2 separate regions of the Homo sapiens genome follow, and region 2 is linked to region 1. Evidence: chromatin contacts called from ENCODE Hi-C or POLR2A ChIA-PET data. All regions are on one chromosome and are shown on one strand. The core of a region is the stretch at or near the end of the contact, and the rest is flanking DNA. Distances in the headings are between cores, read along the strand shown.

Region 1 (7,628 bases), core at 1,357-3,856:
CATGGTGAAACCCCATCTCTACAAAAAATACAAAAGTTAGCCAGGCGTGGTGGCATGTGCCTATATTTCCAGCTACTAGGGAAGCTGAGGTGGGAGGATGGCTGAAGCCCAGGAGGTTGAGGCTGAGAGCCCTCATGTCTTAATTTCCTCCTGGAGGTCTTAAAAGTTCATCTTCATCTGGAAATCTTATTGTTAATAAAAATATTGGCATTATTTTTGAAACTATTTTATAAAAACCACGGAATAATGCAAATAAGTAATTGTTAGTGCTAGAATCTAAAATCTTCAGTGTATGAGAAAAAAGATACAAAGATAAGACCAAAGAGATTAAATAAATACCCCGAAATATTAGATTGGAATTGGAACTATCAGCAGAAACTCTTAATCCTTTTGTTTTTCCTGTTCAAAAGTATGTATTTCCTAGCTCTGTCCACTGAAAAGGTTTAGAAACAATAATAACCCGGCAGCAACGTGTGCACTTGTGCCCAGATCGTGTTCACCATCTACCAAGAACCAGGGCTCCTTGGAGGAATGGCAGATTCCAGGTCTGGGAAAAGAAGCAGACACATGGCCGGGCACGGTGGCTCACATCTGTAATCCCAACACTTTGGGAGGCCAAGGTGGGCGGATCACAAGGTCAGGAGTTCAAGACCAGCCTGGCCAATACGGTGAAACCCTGTCTTTACTAAAAATGCAAAAATTAGCCAGGCGTGGTGGTGTGTGCTTGTAGTCCCAGATACTCGGGAGGCTGAGGCAGAAGCATCACTTGAACTTGGGAGGCAGAGGTTGCAGTGAGCTGAAATTATGCCATTGTACTCCAGCCTGGGGGACAGTGAGAGACTCTGTTTCAAAAAAAAAAAAAAAAAAAAAACAGACAACAGGAGCCTGGGACATCCTATTGGGCCAGAAAGCAAGGACATTGTCAAAAAGTAATGGGATCATATCCAAAGGGCATAGGGGTCAACAAGAAGGGACACTCACTGGCTAAAGATGGGACTACTTATCATCAGAAAGAATGATGACTGAAATGGATTGAAACATACTATGTAAACACTCATTTTTTCATATCGATAGAGAGAAAGCCCTAAATCAAACAGGTATCATTAAATACCACTGGAGATAACCAGGGTGCAATTCCTTGTCCTGAGAATTAGCAATGGAAAGAAAGAATTAGGCCCTCATCCTGTCATTTTTCTACTACCGAATCTCAATTTAAAGCCCTAGTTTATGAGGGAAAGTTCTTTATTAAAAAATTCCAGCTAATAAATGTGAAAGGATTGATAGAATTAGAAAACCATCTTTTTTACAACTCCTAATAAAATGATGGATTCAGGCAATAATCCCCTATGGATGAAATTATTAATGTGAAAGGCTGATGGAGAATTTCATAATGGAGGGATCAGATTGTCACACCTGAGCCCATGGGCCCACCCTAGCACTGCTCTTGTATCTCCTGAAGTGAAGTCACGTGCAGTACACAACCCTTACAGTTGTGTCACGTGCAGTACAAACTAAGAACGGGCTGCCTTAGTTTGGATTTCCCAAAAAAGCAGACTGTATCTAGGAAAAGGATCGGGGTGCAAGTGATTTATTTGGAAGATGATCCCAGAAAGCATCCGTCTTTAAGAGAATAGGGAAGTGAGGCAGGGAAAGGCAGAAAGCCAATAAAAAGTGAATTAATGAGTGGGTCTTTACTCCGGGAACTGGAGCTCCATTCCTCTGGGGACCCTCTGAAAGGCTATACAGAACATGTCGGAAACCTTCCCTAGAGAGGCGAGGAAGCTGGGCTATTTAGCCACCAATCTCCACCCAACGCTAGTCAAAGGCTGCTCGGGGTTGTTAACTCCCTGGCTCTTCTCAGGAGCAGAAAATGCCCTCAGGTTGCAAGACTCAGAAGGTCTGCAGGTGGCCTCCAGCACTGGCCCATGGGACATGGTGGGACACCAACAGTGCCTGCTCTGGTGCCTTGCCAGAAGAGTTGAACCTGAGGCCGGACTTCTATCTACAGGAAATATAGGGGATGGAGAAGCAAGTAAATGATACCGCAAAGAGGCAAGTAGACACACCCAGGCCGTGGGGCTCCACAGGACCAATGATTCCTTCAACGAGGGTGTTCTCTGAGCTGGTTCCCACTGTAGGCAACTGGGCATATCCTGCTGGGGCCCCTCAGAGAAACCATGAGGAATACCCTCAGAATTGTTCCACAGAAGGTAGGAAAGCTGACGCATTTATCCATGATTCCAGTCCCTCATTGCTGAGGGCTGCCGCAGGGACATCAGCTTCCTGGACTTCCAAGCTGTGTCTGCTGGAGGGTTGAGTGGCCTTCTGCAGCTAAGGAGAAAGCCCGGAGGCAGAAAAGCTGAGGGAAGCTGCAGGGCGCATTTGAAATGGGGTTCAAGCAGGGTGCATGCAACTGTCCCCCCTGGATGCCCTGAGTCAACTGGGCCAAGCAGGTGTGAGGAGCGCCCCACCAGGGTCTGTACAGTGTCTCAGCAGATGAGTTCCTGCTGCAGGTGCACTTCTGGCCTTGCTGGCTGCCTCCAGCAGATGTAAGAGCTCTGGCCCTTACCACATACTGGAATTTCTCTGTGTGGGCTGTAACGAATGTGTGCCCCCCCCCCCAAGACGTGTGGGTGTGCGTGTGTGCACACATGTGTGTGCGCGCAGGTGATATGAAAGCGCTTTGTAGCCCTGCCTTGCTCTTAGAAGTACCCGATATTTCTCAGAGTGGTTTTCCTGGACCCAACCCATTTCCTCCTCGCAGACAGGGGCTCTGTGACACTTGAGCTTGGTCATGCCACTTCCCTGCTTAAGGTCATCCAAGCAGCACCGATGGCTCCTGAGTTCCCAGACCCTGAGATGCTGGAGTGGGGCTGGAGGATGGGCCATTGCTGGGCTGCCTAGATCAGGCACCTGGGCCCGTGGATCTTACAGGGGTCTCGAGAGGTTGATGGGGTGTTGAGGTCCTGAAGGGAGTACCATGGAGGTGGCCTCCTCCACGGGCCCCTGCCCTTGTCCTGGTCTCTGTCTCTCCCTATTTCTCACCTCTGCTTCTCTTGGTCTCACTTTTCCCATCTCTCTGTCTGCCTCAGTGTCCCCCTCTCTCCCTCCCCCCGACCTCTGTACCAGTTTCCCTACCCCTGGCCCCACTTCTGTCTCGGTCCTGGCCCCACCCTCCACCTGCCTCTAACTCCATTGCTTTTTGCACACCTCCTCCTCCTTCACAATAGTTTTCTTTTTCTTTTCTTTTTTGATGGAGTCTCGCTCTGTCACCCAGGCCGGAGTGCAGTGGTGGAATCTTGGCTCACTGCAACCTCCGCCTCCCAGGTTTAAGCAATTCTCCTGTCTCAGCCTCCCAAGTAGCTGGGATTACAGGCGCACACCACCATGCCCGGCTAAGTTTTGTATTTTTGGTAGAGACGGGGTTTTGCCAGGTTGGCCAGGCTGGTCTTGAACTCGTGACCTCAAGTGATCTGCCTGCCTCGGCCTCCCAAAGTGCTGGGATTACAGGCGTGAGCCACTGTGCCCGGCCCCTCATAATAGTTTTCTGCCTTCCTATCGAGAGTCAGTTTTTCAAGACAAAACAAAACAAAACAAAACCCACCACAACTTTAAAAACTCTTAGAAACATATTTTAATCACAAACGTGCAACACAGAAACATTAAGTTGGATAGAGGAAAAAATTCATAATCCCTTCACCCTAACTCGGCAGCTGTGGTCAATTTTGATGATTCCCTTTCAACCTTTTAAAATGACTTTTTCAATATAGCATCCTATACTTTGATTTTACATTCTGCTTTTTTAATCTAAATAATAAATCCCTTCAGTGGCTTCCAGTTTCTAAGCAAAACCAAAGCGCCTTTATGATGGCCTGAAAGGCCCTGAGTGATGTGCCTACTGGTTCCACCTCCCCTCTGGGGATCTCCCTGGCGTGCCCTCCTCCCAGTCCCCCTCCCTCCTCCCTGCCACTCTGCTCCAGCTACAGTGGCGTCACTTTCCCAAACATGCTAGGCATGGGCTTCCACCTCCCCCAAGGGCCTTACACTGGCTATTCCCTTTTCCTGGAATGTCTTCTCCCAAAAGTATGCATGGGTCACTTCTCACCTCTTTTATGGGTCACTCAAGGATCGTGTTCTCAGTCCAGCCTATCATGATCACCACCTAAATGGCAACATCCCCAACTTTACTCCCAATCCAGTTTTTCATAACAATGATGTTGCAAAACCATTCTACACACACATGTCAGACAGGCCCCTTTGCTCATGACTTTCTCAGCCATCCCCTGGTTGGACATTTTGGTTGAAGTGGAATTGTTGGGTTTAAAACTGTACACATTTAAAATTTCAATAGAATTACAAAATTGCCCTTTACTAAGCCTTCACCCATGGATAATTCCACCAATGGCAAAGGAAGGTGCTTTTTTCCCTTATCTGCCTTTTAAATTTTTGCCAGTTTGCTAAGCAAAATATATCTTATTGTTGTTTTAACTTGCATTTTTCTAATTAGAACAGTCACTGAACATCTTTTCATATACTTATTAGACATCTGTATTTCTTCTGTGAATTCTCTTTTCCATATCTTTTGCCAATTTAATTATTAGGTTGTTGGCCTCCTTTTTGTTGATTTATAGGAGCTCTTTATATATTGTGGATCACTTTAACCAGGGTAGATTATACCATTATCTAGTTCTACCCAAGGACAGCTTGCAGGCAGTCTTCACTCCATATTACTGCCTCCTCTGTGGGTATCAAAGATCCCACCCTTGGTTTGGGAGGCTGGTGAATGTCCTGAGCCATGTGAAAAGGGAAGGCATTACTAGGGATAAGTGTGGATGGGGGTCCTCAGCAAAGTATCAGGACATGAGTAGGTATCACGCCTGCTGAGCACTCCAGACAGCTGTCAATGAAGGCCCTCGTCAGACAGTGCAGAGCTGAATGGCTGATATGGTTTGGATTTGTGTCCCCCCTAAATCTCATGTTGAATTGTAACCCCCAATATTGGAGGAGGGGTCTGGTGGAAGGTGATTGGATCATGGGGTGGACATCCCCCTTGCTGTTCTCGTGATAGTGAGTTCTCATGAGATCTGGTTGTTTAAAAGTGTGTAGCACCTCCCCTTCACTCTCTTCCTCCTTTTCTGACCATGTAAGATGTGCTTGCTTTCCCTTCACCTTCTGCCATGATTTTAAGTTTCCTGAGGCCTCCCCAGCCATGCTTCCTGTACAGCCTTCAGAGCCATGAGTCTATTAAGCCTCTTTTCTTTATAAATTACCCAGTCTCGGGTAGTTCTTTATAGCAATGAAAGAATGGATTAATACAATGACTAATGTGGCTCTTCAGCCAAGGTGGCCTGTGGTATCCAGCTGAATGCTCACAGAAGGTCTGCTGGTGATGGCCCAGTCCCCAGGAAGCTCCCCAGTAGTGGTGACGGAGTGGACTTAGCTGTCTCTGGGCACTGACTCCACTCCTCTCCTTGGGTCCCACAGGTCCAGTTCCCCATCCCGGATCCCCCTGACCTCTTCGAAGGTCACTCTCACTCCTACTGCCTTTCTCTTTCCCAGCTCAGTGACCCCATTTACTTCCCTAGGGGAGACACGACCTGGGTCTTCTCATTCCCTCTCAATCCATCGTTAAGGCATAAATTTTACCTTCAGCTTCCTCCAAGGCCTTCCCTTTTGATTTTCAAGAGCATTTTCTTCTCTCAGCAAAAGCAGCCTCTTGCAAATCAAAAGACTTTGCCTTTCAAAAGTGTGATTTCTGATGTGGGCTTCAGTAGACTATCCAGAAAGTTAAAAAAACAATGACATCCAAACACTGACTGTTTCTCTCTCTTTATATTCCTGCTATAAAAGCACAAATTCTCCTAGGTAATTTTAAATCTCTGATTGATGTGAGGAAGTGGGAAAAATAAAAGCAAAATTGTTATTATTTCAAGATATGTTTTTGTTCCATTTCTGCATGTCTATGGTGGGTTTGTTTTCCCCGCCTGTTATTCATCTTATAACTTTGCTCATCGAGTCTTCTGTCATTCAGAAGTTAAATGTTTTTATGTAGTCAAATCTGTCCACCTTTCTTACTTTTCTTCTAATGATTTTATGGGTTTTTTTTTTTTTACATTGAGTTCTTTAAATTCAAGGGACTTTGTGTGTCTGGTGTGAGGTAGAGTTCAAATTTTCTATTTTTAAAATTGGAGAGCCATTTGTCTTAATGCCATTTATTAAATAGTCTATCTTTTCCTCATGGATTTGAAATGCTACATTTATGATTGATAGATATAATTTATCTTGTTTTATAAGGTATCTTTATTTCTGGCTTGACAGTTTTCTTGTTTTTATTCATTAAAATTTTTTTCTTGTGGGGAAGGGAGAATGGGGAGTTGGTGTTTATGGGTACACAGTTTCAGTTGGGAAGATGAGATGGAAAGTTCTGGAGATGGATGGTGGTGATGTGGTTATACATCAGTGTGAAGGTACTGAATGCCATTGAACTGTACACTTAAAAATGGTTTAAATGATAAATATTATGTTACATATATTTTACCACAATAAAAACTACTGAAAATTTTTTCTTGGATATTCTGTTGTTGTGTATTCTCTTTGTATTTTTTTCTTTCCGGATTAACCTGAGAATCAGCTTGTCAAATTCCATTTAAAATGTCTTTATTTTTAATTTTTTTAGAGACAGGATATTGCTCTGTCTCTCCCAGGCTGGAATACGTGGCGTGATCAGGGCTCACAGCAGCCTTGAACTCCTGGGCTCAAGGGAGCCTCTTGCCTCAGCATCCTGAGAAGCTGAGACTACAGGCTCCTGCCACCATGCCCAGCGTTTTTTTTTTTTTTTTTTTTTTTTGAGACGGAGTTTCGCTTCACTCTTGTTGCCCAAGCTGGAGTGCAATGGTGCAATCTCGGCTCACTGCAACCTCTGTCTCCCGGGTTCAGGCGATTCTGCCTCAGCCTCCCGAGTAGCTGGGATTACAGGCACGCGCCACCACACCCAGCTAATTTTTTGTATTTTTAGTAGAAATGGGGTTTCACCACGTTATCCAGGCTGGTCTTGAACTTCTGACCTCAGGTGATCCGCCTGCCTCAGCCTCCCAAAGTGCTGGGATTACAGGCGTGAGCCACCATGCCTGGCCTATGCCCAGCTAATTACATTTTTGTTTTTTTTTTTTTTTAGAGACAAGGTCTTGCTATGCTGCCCAAGCTGGTCTCAAATTCCTGGCCTCAAGCGGTCCTCCCATCTTGGCCTCCAGAAGCATTGGGATTACAGGTGTGAGCCACCATGCCTGGCCAAAAAATGTCTTTGCTATTTTGATTGGAATCACATTAAATTTGTAGATGACTCCGAAGAGAAATGACATCTTTATAGTACTGAATTTTTCCACCCAGGAGCATGGCAAGTCTCTCCGTTGATTCAGATCGCCTTTTATGACCTTCAGTAAAGTTTCATAATTTTATTCATTTCAGCTTATTCCTAGATTTGTGATGGCTTGTGTTGCCACTGGGAATGGAATTCTGAGTATGGCCCAGGGACTGTTGCTCAGTTCTATCCCCAGCCCAGCCTCTGGGATGCATGACTGGCTCCAAAAGACGCCTGGGACAGGAAGTACCAGCTGCAAGAGTCATTCACT
Region 2 (7,628 bases), core at 1,960-4,459, 130 kb before region 1:
CTTGTCCTGGGGAACTTCATCAAGATGGGCCTCATGAAACTGTCACATCATATCACAAATTGTAAAGCATCCACAGTCCCTGGATCAGTACTAATTTTGGCTTTGGGAAGAGGGGATAAACTTTCCTTCACCCCCACCTTTAGGTATAAAATAGATACGGTAATGTGCACAAACCTTAAATGAGCAACTAGATGAATACTTTCTGTTTTTTTTTTTTTTTTTTTTGAGACGAAGTCTCGTTCTTGTCGCCCAGGCTGGAGTGCAATGGCGTGATCTCAGCTCACTGCAACCTCCACCTCCCAGGTTCAAGCAATTCTCCTGCCTCAACCTCCCAAGTAGCTGTGATTACAGGCACCTGCCACCAAGCCCAGCTATTTTTTGTATTTTTAGTAGAGAAGGGTTTTCACCATGTTGGCCAGGCTGATCTCAAACTCCTGACCTCAGGCGATCTGCTTGCCTTGGCCTCTTAAAGTGCTGGGATTATAGGCCTGACTCACCATGCCCGGCCTACTGTCTGATTTTTTAAATTAAAAATATTTTGTTTTTGTTTTTGTTTTTAGTGACAGGGTCTTGCTATGTTGCCCAGGCTGGAGTATAGTGGCTATTCACAGGTGCAATCATAGCTTACTGCAGCCTCAAACTCCTTGGGTCAAGCAATCCTCTTTCCTCAGGCTCCTGAGTAGCTGGGACTATAGGCACATACCACCACACCCAACTTGAAGTTTTATACATGTATATACCTGTATAACCATCAACCAGATCAAAATCCGGATTATTTCCAGGACCCTAGAAGGTTCTCTTGGCCGCCTTTCAGACATACCCCCTGTCACAATAGAAACGATTATTTCTGACCTCCATTACCATCAACTAACTATACCTGTTTTTGAGATTTTTCTAAATGGAATTGCATGGTGTACATTATTTTTGTTCTGGCTTCTTTCACTCAATATTATAGCTATAAAATTCATCCATGTTAGTACTTAGTACTTGTTTTTTTATGTATGTGGTATAGTATTCTATCAAATGAACATATAACAATGGAGGCATTTGGGTTGTTTCTAGCTTTTGGTTATTCTGAATAATGCTGTTACAAACATTCTTTTACATATGTCTTTTTGGTAGACTCAACCATTTATTTTTCTTGGCTATATATATTTGAGTGGAACTGCTAGGTCAGAGGGGATACGTATGTTTAGTTTTAGTAAATACCGCCAGTTTTCCAAAGTGGTTGTACCAGTTTACACTCCTTTCAGTGGTGTATGAGAATTCCAGTTGTTAATATTGTCAGTCGTTTTAATTTCAAATTTCAGCCATTCTGATAGGTACGTAGTGGTATCTCACTGTTTTAATGTATCTACCCACATAGTAATAAGTAATAATATTTTTTGTTTTGAGACAGGGTCTTTTTCTGTTGCCGAGGCTGGGGTGCAGTGGCATGATCATGGCTCATTGTAGCCTCAACCTCCCAGGCTCAAGCAATCCTCCTGCCTCAGCTCCCTGGGTAGCTGGGACTGCAAGTGCATGCCAACACATCTGGCTAATTTTTAAGTTTTTTGTAGAGATGAGGTCGGGCTATGTTGCCCAGGCTGGTCTTGAACTCCTGGCCTCAAGTGATCTGCCCGCCTCGGCTTCCCAAAGTGCTGGAATTACAGGCATGAGCCATCAAGCCCGGCCAGTAATAATGTTTTTACATGCTTGTTTCTTGTGCTATTTGGCCATCTGGATGTCTTTGTTGAAGAGTCTGTTCCCACTTGGTCCCCTCACCCAAGGATGTCTCTCCTACACTCAGTAACCATTTGATGACCTTAACTGATGGTCATTCAATGGTCATCCTTGTGCTGATCACACCCAGATCTCTGTCCAGAGATCCTGCTCCCAAATGCCATACCCACATATTCAGCTGGCTCTTTGATATCTCTAACAGAATGACCCATGTGCCCCTCAGGATCAATATCCAAACTAAAAGCTTCATCTCCTCTTCAGCCCCTAATCCATTTTCCTTCCTTTCTGCTCAGGCCACTCCAGGGCACCCAGACTGGCCCATCATCTTCATCCTCACGGACTCTGTGAATGTTTAGGCCCCAATCTCACACATTTCAAGAAATGTGGCCAGGCGTGGTGGCTCACACCTGTAATCTCAGCACTTTGGGAGGCCGAGGCAGGTGGATAACTGGAGGTTAAGAGTTCGAGACTAGCCTGGACAACATGGTGAAACCCTGTCTCTACTAAAAATACAAAAATTAGGCAGGGGTGGTGGCAGGCGCCTATAATCCTAGCTCCTTGGGAGGCTGAGGCAGGAGAATCCCTTGAACCTGGGAGGCGGAGGTTGCAGTGAGCCGAGATCACGCCACTGCATACCAGCCTGGGTGACAGAGCGAGACTCTGTCTCAAAAAAAGGAAGGGAGGGAGGGAGGGAGGGAGGGAGGGAAGGAAATAAAAATATGCACAGCCTGTTTCCTTTCCCCACCCCACACCCTCTTTGCCCTGGATACCTCCTCCTTGGGTCTCAGCTTACATGCCACTTCCTCTGGTTTAGGTGTTTCCTCTGCTGTCTTCCAGTGCCAGTTCCTTCCTGTCAAGTCATTTATCACACTGGCTTATAATTACCAGTGTCAATGCCTGAATCCCTGGATCATCTGTTGTTTTGCCTGCTCAGCATTCTTTCCCCTCCTCTCAGTAGTCTAGTTTTCGCTAGGAGCCATCTCTCCATTCTTGCTCCGTGTGTTGGGGTGTGGCTGCAGAGAAGGATGTGCATATCACCCAGGCCCGACAAGTCAGCATATTCCATCCTTTAGTTCTGTAACTGGGTCAATGTTAAGCACAGAACCAAGGTAGTTGATCAGAGCAATCTTAGGATTTTTGCTGGAACAAATGGGAAAGAAGCATTCTTTTTCTGAGGGGGTTACTACAGGGCTAAGATGAAAGCCTGGAGCCTGGGGGATCCTGGTCTGGGGAGTGACCCAGGCCTACCTCACCACACATTTTGGTGGGAGATCTCCCTTCCACATTACTAAAGCACATAGATTCTACAAAAAAACATATCTCCACAGCCCTTTTGCAATTCTGGTGCAATAGTGGATTTTCTAATTATCTTCATTTAGCTTTGTTGTCAAACTACAGAGTAGTAGGGGTTTTTGTGTGTGTGTATGTGGTTTTTTTTTTTTTTTTTGACACGGAGTCTCACTTTGTCGCACAGGCTGGAGTGCAGTGGTGTGATCTCACCTCACTGCAACCTCTGCCTCCCAGGTCAAGTGGTGATTCTCCTGCCTCAGCCTCCTGAGTAGCTGGAATTATAGTCATGCACCACCATGCCCGGCTAATTTTTTTGTATTTTTAGTACAGACGGGGTTTTGCCACGTTGGCCAGGCTGGTCTCGAACTGCTGACCTCAGGTGATCTGCCTGCCTCAGCCTCCCAAAGTGCTGGGTTTACAGCTGTGAGCTACTGCGCCCAGCCTGAGTAGTAGTTTTTGAGAGCACAGATTCCGCAGTAACTTAAGGGTTTGAATCTAGCACTGCCATATGTCACATGTGACTTTGAGCAAACTGCTTAGACTCTCTGTGCCTCAGTTACGTCATCTGTAAAATGGAGATGATAACAGTACTTACTTTATAGTGTTTTTGTGAGAATTAAATGAATTGATTAATGTAAAAGGACTTGTTTACACTGTGGGGAAAATACCACCCGGGACATTTCACAAAGGAAGTGAAAGCAAGGCCAGGTTTCCAAGTGGCTAAAGATGGCTTTGCTGGCAGTGGGGAGTGTGACAGGCTAATAGCCTGAGCGTCTTACCAGTAACTGCTAGTGAATTCCCTTGTTTTCTCTATTTCATCTGTTGTGTGTTCTTAATCTCACACTGACATCTCCGATGAAACCCTTTTCAAGTGTTTGGCATCTCATGGGGGTTTGACAGCAAGGGTGGTAGCCAAGCGGGTTTAACTCCAAAGGGATAATGGTGGTGTTTGCTGCAAAAACTTGAGAGGTAACATTGTTTACAGTGTACAGAGTATTTCATTTGCATATTAAGTTCACTGACTGCGATTCTAGCACGTATATAACCACGTTACACAGAAAATTCAGAAACTCCTCCAGCTACTACCTAACTCTGGAACTGCACATACCTGGGACATAGTAAAATATTGCAATCTTAATAATATAGACTTTGGCCAGGCAAGGTGGCTTATGCCTGTAATCCCAGCACTTTGGGAGGCTGAGTTGGGTGGATCACCTGAGGTCAGGAGTTCGAGACTAGCCTGGCCAACATGGTGAAACCCCGTCTCTACTAAAAATACAAAAATTAGCTGGGCATGGTGATGGGCACCCGTAGTCCCAGCTACTTGGGAAGCTGAGGCAGAAGAATTACTTGAACCTGGGAGGTGGAGGTTGCAGTGAGCCGAGATTGCGCCACTGCACTCCAGCCTGGGCAATGGAGCAAGACTCTGTCTCCAAAAAAAAAAAAAAAAAAAAAGAGAGACAGAGAGAGAATATAGGCTTTGGGGTTGGTCATACCTGGGTTTAGGTTTCGTCTCTGCCTTTTGCTTGCTTGTGTGAACTTAAGCTAGTAATTTATCCTTTCCGAGCCTCACTTTTTTCCATGGAAATGGATAAAGTAATTGCTCCTAAGGTCGCTTCATGGTACAGTCCAGGGCTACCAATCACAACATATTCTATATATCGGTAGCACATATCTTACAAGGTGGATGTAAAAATTAAATGAGATGGTTTCTGTATTGCAAATAGCTCAGCGATGGGCTGATAGCACTTAGTACATCTTAGTACATGTTAGTTGCTATTATTAGGTATTTATGTGCAGAAGTCCTTCTGATAATAATTGTCATAATAGCAAGAGTGGAGTCGGAAGAACTGATGAGGAAGGCTTTCTGAGGAAATTCTAAGTTGTTTTATTTTTATTTATTTATTTATTTATTTATTTATTTATTTATTTATTTATTTGAGATGGAGTCTCGCTCTGTCGCCCAGGCTGGAGTGCAGTGGCGCGATCTCGGCTCACTGCAAGCTCTGCCTCCCAGGTTCACGCCATTCTCCTGCCTCAGCCCCCCGAGTAGCTGGGACTACAGGCGCCCGCCACCATGCCCGGCTAATTTTTTTATATTTTTTAGTAGAGATGGGGTTTCACCATGTTAGCCAGGATGGTCTCGATCTCCTGACCTCGTGATCTGCCCGCCTCAGCCTCCCAAAGTGCTGGGATTACAGGTGTGAGCCACCATGCCCAGCCGTTTTTTAATTTTTTTAATTTTTTAAATTGTATGTCCTCTGGTGTTGAAACTGAAAGATTCTAAGGTTTAAACTGGATTTGAAAGGTGGAGAGTAACTCATTTTGGCAATGAAGATTAGGGTGAGTGTCTTGGGAATAAAAGAAAGAGGGAACAGGTGTCTGCGTGACCAAAGTGAGATACTTGGATGCAACTCAGCCCCGTCCTCAGGGCACTTGTGGGCTTCTGCCAGTAGTGGGGAATCCCAGAACCTTCTCTGGCTTGGCTACAGAAGGAAACAGACATCTCCTATGGAGAGAAAGGAAAGTCACGGAGCTGCTGTCTGGTGGTGACTGGGGCCACAGTGGCAAGCAAAGAGATGTCTGTGGGGCAAGGGAACTGGCAGGGTGAGGCCTGAGGGTCAGCCCAGGATTCTGGTCACTGGGAGGCTGAGCTAGAGGCTTCTACCTCCTGCAAAGTAAGCTGGGCTGGTCTGTGGATTCTTTCCAGATTCTCAGAATTCCAACCTCCTATAGGGTCTTCTCTAGGGAAGGAGGGACACAGATGTATAGAAAAGACCAAAGGGAATGATGAGAGTTTGAAAACTCTGGTCTGGCCAGGCTCAGTGACTCATGCCTGTAATCCCAGCACTTTGGGAGGTCGAGGTGGGAGGATCATTTGAGTCTAGGAGTTCAAGACCAGCCTGGACAACAAAGCAAGACCCTGTGCCTTTGATTGTTTATTTGTTTATTTATTTATTTAGAGACAGTCTCGCTCTGTTGCCTAGACTGGAATGCAGTGGTGCGATCTCAGCTCACTACAACCTCCGCTTACCAGGTTCAACCCGGAGTAGCTGGGATTACAGGCATGTGCCACCAGCTTATTTTTGTATATATATATTTTTAGTGGAGATGAGGTTTCACCATGTGGCCCAGTCTGGTCTCAAACTCCTGACTTCAAGTGATTTACCTGCCTCAGCTTCCCAAGGTGTTTCCCAAGATTACAGGTGTCAGTCACAGTGCCCGGCCCTGACTCTGTCCCTTTAAAAACAAACAAACAGGCCAGGCGCGGTGGCTCATGCCTGTAAGCCCAGCACTTTGGGAGGCCGAGGCGGGCGGATCACAAGGTCAGGAGTTCGAGACCATCCTGGCCAACATGATGAAACCCTGTCTCTACTAGAAATATAAAAATTATCTGGGCGTGGTAGCACATGCCTGTAGTCCCAGCTACTCAGGAGGCTGAGGCAGAAGAATCACTTGAACCTGGGAGGCAGAGGTTGCAGTGAGCCGAGATTGTGCCACTGCACTCCAGCCTGGAGACAGAGCGAGACCGCGTCTCAAAAACAAACAACAAACAAAACAAAAAAAACCCTCTGGCCTGAGATTCCAAATTGTCACCAGCCATCACGGGGCTGGTGGAGAGACAGTCAGACCAGGCTGTGCTGCTTTCTGGGAGAGCCAGCCATCTCCCATCTGCCCCTGCAGACCCACGCTTCACTCTTCTCTGTCCTGTTCTGTGTCTGCCTTGTCTGGACACATCAGCAGGCTGCTTTGCCTTCTGGCTCCTTCTTGGGCTCAGCCACTGGGGACACTGGGTCTGAGGGGCCAGAAGGGAGAGAAGTTGGGTAGTTATTCCCTTGCTCCCTCTACAGGTTGACAGGGTATCCTTGATGGGCAGTCACAGCTCTTCTTAAGGAGGCCTCTTTTCCAAAATTCCCTCCCTCAGGAAATGCTCTCCCCTGTCCCTTCAGGCCTAAGGGTGGTGGCAGCTCCTCAAGTGTTGCTAGCCCCGGGCCACTGTGCTGTCCCTATGGTTTCTGTGCACCCACTCACACCATCGTAAATAAACCCTCTTCAAATTATTCTAATTTTAGTGTGTCATCTGTTTTCACTTGGGACCCTGACTGATACATTTGCCAAATAAGGATTCTTTTGGTTGTCTTAAGGGAAAGAGAGAGAATTATTGCCTCATTATTGCTTCATGTACCCGAAACGATGTACAGACATTAGACATGTTTGTTCAAGAGTTTAGGCAAGAGCTTACTTAGAGTTGGCAGCTTCAGTCTCTTTCTCTCCTTCAGCTCTAGTTCCTCTGGGTGTGCTTTCCATTCGGGCACTCTCTCTACCTAGCAACTTCCAGCAGCTCCAAGCTTATATCCTCCCAGTGTCAAGTCCAAAGAAAGGTTCATTTCAGCCTGGGTGCAGTGGCTCATACCTGTAATTCTAGCACTTTGGAAGGCCGAGGTGGGTGGATTGCTTGAGTCCTGGAGCTCAAGATCAGCCTGGGCAACATGGCGAAAACCCATCTCTACAATAAATACAAAAGTTAGCCAGGTGTAATGGCACATGCCTGTAGTCCCAGCTACTCGGGAAGCTGAGGTGGGAAGATCACCTGAGCCTGGGAGGTCGAGGCAGCA

The links. A loop is a pair of places that touch in the nucleus more often than their neighbours do. ChIA-PET counts read pairs that join two places held with the same protein, here RNA polymerase II (POLR2A). Pooled maps may share reads with other maps.
Region 2: a loop to region 1 is called in a pooled map, with 2.8 times the contacts of the local background. The contact joins two enhancer-like sites. A Hi-C loop is called at or near these places in 3 of 50 pooled maps. POLR2A ChIA-PET finds 5 or more read pairs at or near these places in 6 of 52 experiments (B cell, HEK293, activated CD4-positive, alpha-beta T cell and 3 more).

Annotation. Positions count from the first base shown.
Region 1 is chr1:31,843,694-31,851,321 of GRCh38, reverse strand. No RefSeq gene overlaps it. Among named protein-coding and RNA genes, the nearest start is that of SPOCD1, 31 kb to the right of the region's middle. RefSeq lists an enhancer at 2,487-2,536. Within about 2 kb of position 2,606, at least 5 of the 41 ENCODE cell types and tissues checked have a DNase peak (open chromatin) inside an H3K27ac peak, as active enhancers do.
Region 2 is chr1:31,977,137-31,984,764 of GRCh38, reverse strand. No RefSeq gene overlaps it. Among named protein-coding and RNA genes, the nearest start is that of KHDRBS1, 33 kb to the left of the region's middle. Within about 2 kb of position 3,209, at least 6 of the 41 ENCODE cell types and tissues checked have a DNase peak (open chromatin) inside an H3K27ac peak, as active enhancers do.